Regions from separate parts of the Homo sapiens genome. Here region 2 is linked to region 1. A link is an interaction called in ENCODE POLR2A ChIA-PET data of the cell type or tissue named here. Cell type or tissue: B cell. All regions are shown on one strand.

The links. ChIA-PET counts read pairs that join two places held together with the same protein. Peaks named below come from ENCODE experiments on the same cell type or tissue, not always from the same donor. Only the 100,000 strongest peaks of a DNase experiment are listed, where the experiment ranks them.
Region 2: POLR2A ChIA-PET joins it to region 1 with 11 read pairs; 4 of 35 experiments call an interaction of 5 or more read pairs at or near these places.

What each region holds. Positions count from the first base shown.
Region 1 is chr1:151,665,608-151,668,107 of GRCh38, forward strand. SNX27 (sorting nexin 27) reads left to right here. Exons shown (of 12, transcript NM_001330723.2): 6 at 326-404. Among named protein-coding and RNA genes, the nearest start is that of CELF3, 50 kb to the right of the region's middle. In B cell, no CTCF peak of the experiment used is centred here; no DNase peak of the experiment used is centred here; H3K27ac peaks cover 777 bases.
Region 2 is chr1:151,544,032-151,546,531 of GRCh38, forward strand. The region is part of intron 1 of TUFT1 (tuftelin 1); the gene reads left to right. MIR554 (microRNA 554) reads left to right here and starts at 1,765; the gene lies at 1,765-1,860. In B cell, no CTCF peak of the experiment used is centred here; no DNase peak of the experiment used is centred here; H3K27me3 peaks cover 570 bases.

The DNA.
Region 1 (2,500 bases):
AATGAAGTTATTTTAGAGAGGGAAGCTGATATTTAAGGAGAGACTATTATCAGCTTACACTGGAAGGGAGAAGCTCGTATTTAGAGATAATAGCTGTTGGGGCAGATACAGGTGTTTTTTCCCTTTTCTTTCATATATATGTATGCGTGCATGCATGTACACATACATACAAAGAAGGATAGCTATGGACCATTAATGCAATTTTTGTGAGGCCAAGATGGCAGAACCTCTCCCCTTTCCCTCCTCCACAGACATACACCTGCTTTTTCCTACAGCATTGTCTGACTTAATTTTCTTGAAACCAATCTATCCTGTTTAACCTTAGGCTATCGCAGCAAAGGTTGGCATGGACAGTACGACAGTGAATTACTTTGCCTTATTTGAAGTGATCAGTCACTCCTTTGGTAAGTACCAGTGGCTGATACTAAGTTTTGTTTTCTAATACTATGAGAAAGAAACATTTACCTAGAGAAGAGCTTGAAGACAAGGGGAGATCCCACTCATTAGAACTGTCTCTAACAATCAGACCAAGCATATCCCATTAAACTCAGGTCATAAGCATGTCTGATCACTGTTGATTCTTTTTCCTCTTTTGTAAGTATAGGTTATAACTAGCAATGAATCGGAAGATGCTTTCATGAGGTTCTTTTAAATCTGAGGTTCAAAATTCATATATTCCAATAAAACAGGCTTAAAAATGGGATGTTCTATTTAGCCACATGTTGTTTTAGTGTACTTTATAGGATTTTTGTAAAGATTCTTAAGCGTAGCTTTCTGTTTTCAGAAGTTAGGAAGATATGTGTTGGTTAAAAGCCTTGTTTTAATGCATACATTTAAGTTTCTGTGTGAATAAATTTCCTCTTCCAAGGAAATTTTATTGTGTGGTGACAGGAAATTTATATTTTATTTTATAAAAGCTAGGGATGGTGGTCACATTGGTTGCATTGAGACTACAAAGGGGAGAGAGTCTGAGGGCTCTCTCTGAATGACATAGATTTCCTACAGTTTATGGGTCTCTTCCATGTCATATATATTTATACAGGGCTAAGGCCAAAATTGATATAGATAATATTGGTTGATTAGACCTTCCTTATCCCAGAAAGGGGGAGAGTTTGGTAGATTTAGGTTGCCTTGCTATCTCAGGTCCAGGTAGAATAACTTTGATTCCCCTAAAGCAGCCATCTCCCTAATATTTTTTTTCTTCCCAACTCACAGCAGTGTAACTAGACAGATGTAAATTATGTTACAAAGGATTACTAAGGTACCAGGACATCTGGATTCTAACCTTATTTTTTTTCTAAGCTTTAGTTTCACTTTCTATAAAATGGAAAATATTAAATCTGTCTTTTGTAGTGTTATAAAGCCAAGTAAACATTGAGAGAGGAAGTAATCTCAGCAGTTTGGGAGGCCGAGGCAGGAGGATTGCTTGAGCCCAAGAGTTTGAGACCAGCCTAGGCAACATAGTGAGATTGCCATCTCTAAAAAAATTTTAAAAATTAGCCAAGCATGGTGACACATGCAGGCGGTCCAAGCTAGGAGGCTGAGGTAGGAGGATCAGTTGAGCCTAGGAGGTTAAGGCTACAGTGAGCTATGATTGTGCTACAACACTCTAGCCTGGGCAACAAGTGAGACCCTGTCTCAAAAAAAAAAAAGGAAAGAAAAGAAAACTCAGCCTCTCAGCCTTTCCACAAAAAGGCAATTTAGAAATTAAAAGTGGTAGTTTTTTTATCCTGCTCGAGTGGCTGTTAGAAAGAGGAAGTAACATTACTCAGAAGACAGTTTTCAGTTTGAGGAATGCTGTAGGATTTTTGGAGGTGGGCGGAAAAAACCTTTTGGCCTTAACAATAAAAGCAGTTCATTGAGAATTGCCACATGAGAGACTCTGAATGTACCATAGCTGGGTAAGAGGAGAGGCTTGCTTTAAAGATGTTTAGTGGGCCGGGCGCGGTGGCTCACGCCTGTAATCCCAGCACTTTGGGAGGCCGAGGCGGGCGGATCACGAGGTCAGGAGATCGAGACCATCCCGGCTAAAACGGTGAAACCCCGTCTCTACTAAAAAAATACAAAAAATTAGCCGGGCGTAGTGGCGGGCGCCTGTAGTCCCAGCTACTTGGGAGGCTGAGGCAGGAGAATGGCGTGAACCTGGGAGGCGGAGCTTGCAGTGAGCCGAGATCCCGCCACTGCACTCCAGCCTGGGCGACAGAGCGAGACTCCGTCTCAAAAAAAAAAAAAAAAAAAAAAAAAGATGTTTAGTGGACATGAGCTGTAACTAGCTAATGGATTAGATATTTTAACTAAATTTGGAGTTGGTGCTGTTTGCAGAGTTGTCATGTTAACTGATCTGTGTCTTAGTCCATTTTGTGTTGCTATAAAGGAATACCTGAGGCTGGGTAATTTATAAAGAAAAAAGGTCTATTTGTTTCATGATTCTGCTGGTTTTCAGCTGATGTCTACCAAACATCTTTAAGACTGGGTTCAAAATTGGGCATCTGGTAAGGTC
Region 2 (2,500 bases), 120 kb before region 1:
GAGTGCAGTGGTGTGATCATAGCTCACTGCAGCCTTGAACTCCTGGACTCAAGGGATCCTTTCACCTCAGCCTCCCAAGTAGCTGGGACCACAGGCATACTCAACATGTTTAGCTAATTTTTCATTTTTCGTAGATATGGGTTCTCACTATGTTGCCCAGGCTAGTCTTGAACTCCTGGTTTAAAGTAATCTTCCTGCCTCGGCCTCTCAAAGTGCTGGGATTACAGGTGTGCACCACTGCACCTGGCCTTAAATCACCTTTTTTTTGGGCGGTGGGAGGGGGAGGATGGAGTCTCACTCTGTCACCCAGGCTGGGGTGCGGTGGCACAATCTTGGCTCACTGCAACCTCCATCTCCCTGGTTCAAGCAATTCTCCTGCCTCAGCCTCCCGAGTAGCTGGGATTACAGGCATGGGCCACCATGCCCAGCTAATTTTTGTACTTTTACTAGAGATGGGGTTTCATCATGTTGGCCAGGCTGGTCTCAAACTCCTGACCTCAAATGATCTGCCCGCTTCGGCCTTCCAAAGTACTGGGATTACAGGCGTGAGCCACCGTGCCTGGCCTCTTAAATCACTTTTTATCAAAGGAGTTTCACTCTTGTTGCCCAGGCTGGAGTGCAACGACGTGATCTCGGACATTTAAAATCACATATGTGCATGATTTTAAAGTATCAAAGTATCAATAATATCAAAAGGCTTTTAAAAGAAAATAGCAGTCCCCTGCTCCAAGTTCTGCTCCATGGAAGTAACCACTTTCTACTCTTTGAGCTGTTTTGTGTTTACCTCCATGTTTCTAAATAATATGCTTACAGTGATTTTAATTGATTTATCAGTTTTAGACATCTATTGACTTCTGTTGTAGGAATTATAGGAAAATCTATACTCCCACCCCTGACATGCTTCCTTCCCATCCTCCCAGTGTAATTGTATTACAATTTTTGGTAATGTAATAAACTAGTTTCTGTTAATAGCATTGTGGTCAAGAGCATGGCTCTGGGCTGAGTGCAGTGGCTCACGTCTGTAATCCCAGCACTTTGGGAGGCTGAGGCAGGTGGATCACCTGAGATCAGGAGTTCGAGACCAGCCTGACCAACATGGCAAAACCCCATCTCTACTAAAAATACAAAATTAGCCAGGTGTGGTGGTGCGCACCTATAATCCCAGCTACTTGGGAGACTGAGGCAGGAGAATCATATGTACCCAGGAGGTGGCGGTTGCAGTGAGCCGAGATCACGCCATTGCACTCCAGCCTGGGCAACAAGAGTGAAACTCCGTCTCAAACAAACAAAAAAAAGAGCATGGCTCTGGGAATCTGACTAAGGTGGGCTCTAATCAGGCTTTGATGTCTGCTTTGCCCAAGCTCACTTAGGCAAATTACTTAATTTCTTCATTCTTAGTTTTCTCACTTGTAAAACTGGGATAATAATTGCACCCTTCTCATAAGGTAGTTGTGAGGATTAAATTAGATAATACACATAAAATATGAAGCACAGTGCCTGGCATGTGGTAAGTACTCAGAGGTTAGCTATTATTTTCTATTTCTACTGGCTTAGACTAGACTGTTTTAACCTCCTATAAGCAACCAGCCAAGGGATGGAGGAAGAGTCTGGGAACTCTCTGGTTTGGGCAAGGTTTGCTCCTCCTCATTATGCTGACTTTTGTTTATTCCTGTTTCTTTCTCGTTTCCTTGATGATCCAGGTCCCTCAACCAGTGGAGAGTCCCAGGGGTGAGAGGAAGGCCTACAGATAGACCCAGGGTGAAGACCTGAGTAACCTTTGCTAGTCCTGACTCAGCCAGTACTGGTCTTAGACTGGTGATGGGTCAGGGTTCATATTTTGGCATCTCTCTCTGGGCATCTTTCCTCTTCTTTTTTAGACCTCATGACCAAGGCAGCTGGTGTCCCCTGCTGCTCTGGTTTCTTTAAGTAATATATCAGTTTTATCTTTCTTTCGAATATTTGCATTTTTTTCTTTTTTTTTTTTTTCTACAGCATCTTTTTATTGTCTTTACCATTACTTTAATGCATTTTAAAATTTATCTACATTAATTGGGAACTATTTGCATTTTTTTCATCCTCTCTCTCTTTTTCTTTTTCTTTTTTTGGATTTGTCTTGGCCAGAGAGGTTCTCCAACACCCGGGTGGACTTGGAATTTTTTTATCAGCTGCAATCTGAAGACTTGTCTTTACTGTGGAATAGGTGACATTCCTTTAGGACCTCAGAAGCTCAAGTAGTTTAATGCCAAGTCTTTCCAGAGCCTCACTCTCTTTTATTTTTTAAATTAGAATTGTGATTTATTGAAGCCTTACCATGAGCTTCATATAATTTTTTATGAACAGCTTTATTGAGATATAATTCATATACCCCATTTAAAGTATGTAACTCAGTGGTTTTTAGTACATTCACAGAGTTGTGCAATCATCAATAAATCAATTTTAGAACATTTCCTTACCTTATAAAGAAATCCTGACCCATTAGCAGTCACTCCCCATTTCCCCC